2 separate regions of the Homo sapiens genome follow, and region 2 is linked to region 1. Evidence: read pairs that join two places in POLR2A ChIA-PET (ENCODE). Cell type or tissue: B cell. All regions are shown on one strand. Links, peaks and the distances in the headings refer to the core of each region. The heading gives the core; the rest is flanking DNA. Region 1 overlaps PATL2 (PAT1 homolog 2). Region 2 has its middle 36 kb from the start of TERB2.

Evidence for each region. ChIA-PET counts read pairs that join two places held together with the same protein. Peaks named below come from ENCODE experiments on the same cell type or tissue, not always from the same donor. Only the 100,000 strongest peaks of a DNase experiment are listed, where the experiment ranks them.
Region 2: POLR2A ChIA-PET joins it to region 1 with 7 read pairs; 2 of 35 experiments call an interaction of 5 or more read pairs at or near these places.

Annotation. Positions count from the first base shown.
Region 1 is chr15:44,668,585-44,672,976 of GRCh38, reverse strand. PATL2 (PAT1 homolog 2) reads left to right here. Exons shown (of 18, transcript NM_001387263.1): 8 at 521-589; 9 at 821-962; 10 at 2,890-3,010; 11 at 3,103-3,200; 12 at 3,414-3,467; 13 at 3,564-3,697; 14 at 3,838-3,997. Among named protein-coding and RNA genes, the nearest start is that of SPG11, 7.1 kb to the right of the region's middle. RefSeq lists an enhancer at 536-605. In B cell, for the core only: no CTCF peak of the experiment used is centred there; DNase peaks (open chromatin) are centred at 2,166 and 3,789; H3K4me3 peaks cover 428 bases; H3K27ac peaks cover 3,884 bases.
Region 2 is chr15:44,918,598-44,922,989 of GRCh38, reverse strand. It overlaps the pseudogene LOC100420928 and the pseudogene LOC100129830. Among named protein-coding and RNA genes, the nearest start is that of TERB2, 36 kb to the left of the region's middle. In B cell, for the core only: no CTCF peak of the experiment used is centred there; no DNase peak of the experiment used is centred there.

The DNA of each region.
Region 1 (4,392 bases), core at 17-4,016:
ACCAGCCTGGCCAACATGGTGAAACTGTGTCTCCACTAAATATACAAAAATTAGCTAGGCGTGGTGGCGAGCGCCTGTAATCCCAGCTACTTGGGAGGCTGAGGCAGGAAAATCACTTGAACCCAGGAGCCAGAGGTTGCAGTGAGCTGAGACCATGCCACTGCACTCCAGCCTGGATGACAGAGGGAGACTGTCTCAAAAATTAAAAATAAAAATTTATTTGCAATCAGGTAGCATGATGGAACTGAGACTACTATTCAGAACTCCTGATGACCAGGCCAAAATGTTTTCTACTGTTCCAAGATTTCCTGCAGCCAAATTGCAGGAAAATAGATGTTGGAGGAGCTTGGGAACCCTGTGGGTCTAGGACTATGATGTGCCATGTGGCTGACTTTGGGAAAGTACCTAAACAGATAAGGTTCCTTAGATGTCCATCAGAGCTGACCTGGGCTGAATGAATGGAGGGGGCAGAGAACTGAGAGCTTCCTTCCACCCAGCTCGTTACTTCTTGTCTTCCCAGTCATCTGACCCAGCTCCACCCTCGGCACCAACGAATCTTGCAGCAGCAGCAGCATAGTCAAACACCAAGGTAAAGCCCAGACCAGGAGCAGGGTTGAGGGGAGCCCATTTGCATGCCGGGTCTCCCCTTGTGACCAGTTGTCTCCCTCAAATCTCCCATGTGGTGGTTAAAACTCTCATACTGTTGCCCACCTCTGTGCTTGCTCCATCCTTCCCAGAGAGCCCCACTTCCTGCTCACCACACTCCTTAGGAAGTGCCAGTGGTGGGTAAGTCTAAAGGGTTGTTCCTCCTGGCTTAAAGTCCCCCAGCCAAGAAGCCTTGGTCTCAGCAGCCAGACCCCTATGCTAACCTCATGACCAGAAAAGAGAAGGACTGGGTGATAAAAGTGCAGATGGTGCAGCTGCAGAGTGCAAAACCCCGCCTGGATGACTACTATTACCAGGTGAGCCCCGCAGTACTCAGCCCAGCCTCTGACCTTGGGTCAAATGGGCCTGGACTCCCGGGCCCGCTCTGATCCTCTCTTCGGCTCATAGAGGTCATGTCTGTTCAGGTGGGAGAGAGAATCACTACAGGATGGGGGCCGTATTTCTAAAATTGACATCCCAAACTCATTTCTCTCTATCTTCCTACATTTCAGCCAACTAAGATTATTTCCAGTTCCCCAAACACACTTGGGTTTTGTCTCTACTCTTTGCTAAGAATTTTCCCTGTTCACCCAGGAAATATGGATTTTCCCACCTGTGTATGCTGAGAAATGTCTTGTTATATTCATCTACTTTGACTTTTTAGATCTAAAGCACAGGGATGTTATAAATAGTGGGATTCAGTTTGTTTAATTGAAAGAACGACAGCAGATATTTTTACTCATTTTCCCCTGCTTCCTTCTGCCTTTATTTATGGGGCAAGTCTTTATCCACAAGTTTTTGGGTTGTCTAGGCTGTTATCTTTCTTTTTCTTTTTTTTTTTTTGAGACAGAGTCTCCCTCTGTCATCCAGGCTGAAGTGCAGTGGCACCATCTCAGCTCACTGCCACCTCCACCTCCAGGGTTCAGGTGATTCTCCTGCCTCAGCCTCCCAAGTACCTGGGATCACAGGCATGCACCACCATACGCAGCTAATTTTTGTATTTTTAGTAGAGATGGGGTTTCACCATGTTGGATAGGCTGGTCTTGAACTTCTGACCTCAAGTGATCCACCCGCCTCGGCCTCCCAAGTGCTGAGATTACAGGCATGAGCAACCGCGCCCGGCTGGCTGTTTCACTTTCACCTCAACATCTGGGAGCCTCCCATCCAGTGCCCCATCCTTATTGCCTTCTCATTTACATTAGGTATTTTTCCTTTCTTTCCACCAAGCTTCAAAAGCCCTCCTTTTTCTGCGAGGGTCACTGAAAGTGAAATAGTTTTGTATTCTTGCCTTTTTGGCATTGCTTCTAAACAAAAGAGCCTTTTTCAAATCCTTGTTTGGCTTGTCAGTGGATTTTAGTTTAGGATTTCTCAACTTTAAGAAAATGTCAGAGCTGCTGAGCAAATCCACAGAAGTATAAAACTGGCCTAGAGGGCAACTGACAAACACTTCCCTATAGCTAGTTCTGTGCTTAAACCTCTGGATGGCCTTCATACCATCAGATAACTGATTTTTAGAAAGCACAGGTGAGATCACAAGATTAAATGGGGAAGTGGGGAGGACAGGTGGTATGCAGTGTGTGGGTACTAGAGCATGAGGAATGCAGGAAGGTTACAGACGCTGGAACAGGTTTGCTCACTGGCTCTCCACTTTGCTCTCTGACCTTTCATCAGACTTGGTGGTGGTATCTGGTCTTTAAGTATTTGGTATGTGAATTCCAAGATGGGTGATGTGGGGCCCAGGGTGCTTAAGACACTTTAGAATAACTGCAAGGAGGGCCTAAGGTGCCAGCATCATTTCTGGAATGATTGTTGTAGGAAAGAGTGTTAAGAGGCCGTGCTTGTCTGGGCACAATGGCTCGCCTGTAATCCCAGCACTTTGGGAGGCCAAGGAGGGCTGATTGCTTGAGTCCAGGAGTTCAAGACCAGCCTGAGCAACATGGTGAAATCCCACCTCTACAAAAAATACAAAAATTAGCTGGGCATGGTGGCACGTGCCTGTGGCCCCAGCTACTGAGGAGGCTGAAGTGGGAGGATCACTTGAGCCAGGGAGGTTGCAGTGAGCCAGAGATTGCGCCACTGCACTCCAGCTGGGTGACAGAGGGAGATGCTGTCTCAAACAACAAAACTTATAACACACACAAAAAAACTAAACTTAAGAGGCTGCACTTGAGAAACTTAATTCTAAATTCAAAAGATGAATATAAGGTGTTTTGTTTTTTTGTTTCCTATTCCGTGCATTCTCAGGAATATTACCAGAAGCTAGAGAAGAAGCAGGCAGACGAAGAGCTACTTGGACGAAGAAACCGGGTTGAGTCCCTCAAGCTGGTAACGCCTTACATTCCGAAGGCAGAGGCTTATGAGTCCGGTAGGGTCAGGGCTGACCTGCTGACTTGGGCTGGGCATCTGGGTGGACAGAGTGTGGGAGGGGGAAGGAAATGTGCCTCTCTTCTCATGCAGTGGTCCGAATCGAGGGTTCCCTGGGCCAGGTAGCTGTGTCGACATGCTTCAGCCCTCGCCGAGCTATTGATGCGGTACCCCATGGAACTCAAGAGCAGGTGGGAGCACTATCTTCCCAGACATTTTTCTCTCCCCTTTGGAAGAAGGGTCTAGAACATTCTTGTGTTTAAGACTGTGACCGAAGAAGGAGGAAGAAGTGTGATCAGACTTTGTTTCTAGCCTTTCCAGCTCAATCTCTAGCTAGTTGGGGGCCTGGGCTAGGGCTGTGGCAGTGGCAGTGTAGCTGATAGCTGGTGACTCCCTTCTCCTAGGATATAGAAGCTGCAAGCAGTCAGAGGCTTCGGGTATTATACCGGATTGAGAAGGTGAGATATCAGTTCCTTAGGGACGAGTTCCAAACCTACCTTTGAGAATGAGATATTACCCAAATTTACCTCTTTTTTCCACCCTCAAATTCCCAGATGTTCCTTCAGTTACTAGAAATAGAGGAAGGCTGGAAGTATAGGCCTCCACCGCCCTGCTTTTCTGAGCAGCAAAGCAACCAGGTTGAGAAGCTCTTCCAGACCTTAAAGACCCAGGAGCAGAACAACCTGGAGTGAGTGTGGGAGGGTTCCACCTCAGCCCAGGAAGGGAAGGAGCAGCAAAGACACTGGTCTTGCTTCTGCCTCTCCTTTGTGGCATGTAGCCCTCTCCTCTATGCAGAGCTCTGAAAATGTTCTCCTCTCTCCCTTGCAGAGAGGCAGCAGATGGCTTCCTGCAGGTGCTCTCTGTGAGGAAGGGGAAGGCCCTGGTGGCCCGGCTGCTCCCCTTCCTGCCCCAGGATCAGGCTGTTACCATTCTTTTGGCTATCACCCACCATCTGCCCCTCCTGGTCCGGAGGGATGTGGCTGATCAGGTACTGTGGCATTGAGTGGAGAAGAGGATGGTCTCCTGAATAGGTTAGGGGTCATTCCTCCCCTCCAGTCCCCACATGCCCCAGAGATGCCAGAGAAGGTGCTGGGCACAGCGAGGGATGCTGGCCTTGCCACCCTCAGGCAAGGAAGTTACAGAACTATTATAGGAACAGTGGATCATCTTCAGGTATGACGAACAAAAAGCAACAGGTGTATGGTTGCACAGGTGTCAGTGTGCTGAGGAGGTCTGAGTAAAAGATTAGGACGCCCTGATAAATGTTGAGCCCCTATCTACTTTTCTTAGAGAAGGATTCCTAGGACAAGTAGGTACCGAAGGTGTCAGTGTTGGGGATGGAGAGTCATAGTGGTGATAAGCCTGGTAAGTAACCTCACCAGG
Region 2 (4,392 bases), core at 278-4,277, 250 kb before region 1:
AATTTCCTTAATATACAAAGAGGTATTAGAAATCTGGGAAAAATATGTCCAATCCAAAAACAACAGAAATGGACAAAGGATATGAATAAACCCTAGGTAGGTGTCTACTTAGAGCCTTTTCTCTGTGGAAACACCAGAGGGTGCAGTGTGAACACAGATAAAATATACCCTCAATTTACCTGCTGAAGCATTTGTTAGCATAGTACTAGGGACGTTGATTTTTTTTACATCATACAAACTTGATGTATGAAAAATCAGGCAGTACAGAATTAGTATAAAATCCTAATTTCTCCCAAATCCTCTCCCAGTGATAACCTTCGTTTTTTGTTTTTAATTGAGACAGAATCTTAGTCTGTTGCCCAGGCTGGAGTGCAGTGGCGTGATCTCGGCTCACTGCAACCTCTGCCTCCCGGGTTCAACCAATTCTCATGCCTCGGCCTCTCGAGCAGCTGGGACTATGCCACCCCACCACACCAGCTAATTGTTTGTATTTTTAGTAGAGATGGGGTTTGGCCGTGTTTTCCAGGCTGGTCTCAAATTCCTGGCCTCAAGTGATCTACCTGCTTCAGCCTCCCAAAGTGGCGGGATTACAGGCATAAACCACCTGTGGCTGGCCGAAAAATCTTATTTGATATTATGATGTGTACTGGCAGCATATGGCATTTCATTTTGTTTGTTTAACCTTTTTTTTTTTTTTTTTTGAGACAAAAGCTCACTCTGACCCCCAGGGCTGGGTGCAGTGACGTTATTTCAGTTCACTGCAGCCTCAACCTCCCAGGTTGAAGCGAGAGATCCTCCCTCCTCAGCCTCCCAAAATGCCACTAGGATTACAGGCATGAGCCACCACACCTGGCCTAGAATTTATTACTTTTATGACACCTCCATGAACATCTTTTTAAAAGTAAATCTTGCTCTACTTTTTTGATAGTTTTCTTCATGTAAATTCTCAGATGTGGAAATTATGGTATAAAGAGGCGTTTTTCTTCTTTCTTAAACACCTTATGTTTATTTATTTATTTACTTAATTTGTGTGTGTGTGTGTGTGTGTGTGTGTGTGTGAGAGAGAGAGAGAGAGAGAGACAGGATCTTGCTGTGTCACCCAAGCTGCAGTGAGGTAGCATGATCATATGCTCACTGCAACCTGGAACTCCCGGGCTCAAGCAATCCTCCCACCTCAGCCTGCTGAGTAGCTAGGACCGCAGATGTGGGCCACCACGCCTGGCTAATTAACAAAAAAAAAAAAAATTTTTTTTTTGATACAGGGTCTCGCTCTGTCACCCAGGCTGGAGTACAGTGGCACAATCTTGGCTCACCGTAACCTCTCAACTTCTACCTCCTGGGTTCAAACAATTTTTGTGCCTCAGCCTCCTGAGTAGCTGGGACTACAGGTGTGTACCACCACGCCTGGACAACTTTTTTTGGTATTTTTAATGGAAACATGTTTTTGCCATGTTGGCCAGGCTGGTCTCAAACTCCTGGCCTCAAGCAATCCACCCTCCTAGGCCTCCCAAAGTGCTAGGATTACAGGTGTGCCCCAATTCACCCAGCCTAATTAAATTATTTTTTGTCAAGATGGCATCTCACTATGTTGCTGAGGCTGGTCTTGAACTTCTGGGCCCAAGGTATTTATTAATTAGTATGGTAGCAGGCCAGGCATGGTGGCTCACACCTGTCATCCCAGCACTTTGGAAGGCTGAGGCATGAGGATAGCTTGGGGCCAGGAGTTCGAGACCAGTCGGAGCAATATAGAGAGACCCAGTCTATACAAAAGATTAAAAAAAAAATTAACTGGATGTAATGGTGTACTCCTGTAGTCCTAGCTACTTGGGAGGCTGGGGCAGGAGGATTGCTTAAGCCCAGGAGTTGAGGTTTGCAGTGAGCTATCTATGGTCATTCCACTGTGCTTCAACCAAGGTGAAAGAGTGAGGCCATGTATCAAAAAAAAAAAAAATTAGTAGCATATATCTGTTTCTTAGAATATGGAGCTGGAGGGTATTCTTTCATACTGGAAATAAACTACATAATATCATACAGTATGTTCAAATGCATATACTAAAGAACTCTACAAAATTTTAATCAAAATCTACGTTTAGTTTGTTAAGAATTTCTTGAGAGAACCACTGAGAGACAGTGTCCTTTTGATCAAATGATGAATCTCTTCAGAGTTAAGTCTTATAAAGGAAATTTTGACTATGTTGATCCAAGTAATGCAGTAGTGGCACATTTGTTAAAAGGCAAAATTTTACTTTTAATTTTCCTAAATGCTGTCTCACTTGAGTCAGGAGGGATTGGGAATACTCAAAATGATCTTCCAGAGAATTTCTGCCATAAGAGTGTGTGCCCTCATTAGGAATGGCTCTCTCATTATCTGTCCGTGATTGGAGGACTGCTTTCTCTGATAAAACCTTTATATCTCCTGGTAAAGGGGAAGATGTAGTATAAAAAAGAACTTTGCCATTTGGTCAGGGAAGGGGATGTCTTGTGTATGTTGCAGTAAAATTCATCATGTGCAGTTTTGTGCTGTCTTTCCAAGGGTCTTCAATGCATCTTACTGAGGTGCAGGCTTTCTTGATTGCAGTTGGGGTTTCCAGTTTTCTTAATAGTTCAGCTAGCACTTGAGTCACCAGATATAAATTAGACATTTATCTCTTCAGTTGCCAGTATACATTCTGTGTATTATCACTTGAAGTTCTTACTCTTCAGAGATCTCTGCTCTTCAAGATTGTCTTCCTCATACAGATAGGTTTGTTTGGTTTTTGAGTAGTTCTATTTTGAGATCGTTATATTCTTTCCTCATCAGCTCTTGTTCCAAACCTTGGATCTTCAGGTTACAGCTTAACATTTCCACCTCCCAGTTTGATGAAGGTGGATTGAAATTCCTCATCACCAGCTGAGTTTCCACCTCTGTCCTTAGCTAGAGTTCTACTTCTTTAGATTGCATCTGTTTATTCAATACTTTTAAAGATTCAGAGTTGTGTTTACTCATTTTATCCAATTTGCTCTTTAAATCATGTCTATCAATGCAAATCTTTCTTTCTTTTTTTTTTTTTTTTTTGAGACAGAGTCTCACCCTGTCACCCAGGCTGGAGTGCAGTGGGCAATCTCGGCTCACTACAAGCTCCGCCTTCCGGGTTCACGCCATCCTCCTGCCTCAGCCTCCCGAGTAGCTGGGACTACAGGCGCCTGCCACCATGCCGGCTAATTTTTTATGTTTTTAGTAGAGATGGGGTATCACTGTGTTAGCCAGGATGGTCTCGATCTCCTGATCTTGTGATCCGCCCGCCTCAGCCTCCTAAAGTGCTGGGATTACAGGTGTGAGCCACCGCGCCGGGCCACAAATCTTTCAATATGCATAATAGGCCTTATTTACTTGTTGCTATTCCACAAAACTTGTTTCTTCATCTAATTGAGCTCCTATAAGCTTTTCTTCCAAAAATCTAATTCTTTTCTTTATCATAAGATTTCTCTTTCTCTGAATCCTTAAGTCCTTTTTTGATGTCTTCATATGGGCAAATTGGGAAGCAACAGAAGCATCTCCTCAATATGTTGAAATTGGAGTTGCTGTGGTTTTCTCATAATTTAGCATACAGGTATCACCTTCTATCAGTGCATCCATGAGAGCCTGAAACCAGGCTACTTAGGGCCGCCATGGAGTTTCCATTCCTTAATGTTTAGAAACAGCCAAAAACAGATCGGGTTGCCAGGGATCACCACGGGTTCCGATTTCCTTGAAGATACCTCCACTTTGCGAGCGAAAGCAGCCACTCTGAGTTATTGAATTGAGAGTATTGGTCTTATATCTACCCATTTGGAATTCCTTAACATTCTAAGAATATTTTAATCGATCATCTTGGCTCTTCAGGGTGCCTAGTCATATCATTTGTTAATAAATGAAAGTATTCCGGCTGGGCGCGGTGGCTCACGCCTGTAATCCCAGCACTTTGGGAGGCCGAGGCGGGCAGATCACGAGGTCAGGAGATCGAGACTATCCTGGCTAACACGGTGAAACCCCGCCTCTACTAAAAATACAAAAAATTATCCGGGCGTGGTTGCGGACGCCTGTAGTCCCAGCTACTCGGGAGGCTGAGGCAGGAGAAGGCGTGACCCCAGGAGGCGGAGGTTGCAGTGAGCCAAGATCGCGCCACTGCACTCCAACCTGGGCGACAGAGCGAAACTTCGTCTCAAAAAAAAAAAAAGAAGAGCAATGATAAATATTAAAATCAGCCATAGATAAGGACATATGCCTACATTTGGACATGTAACAGTGCTGTTTTATGTATTATTGCTGGATAAAGAAACAGTCTGATTTTTCACAAAGACATAACAGTGTAACACAAAAACAAATTTTAAAAAACTTAAAAAATTAGTCAGAATTTTAAAAGTATAATTTCA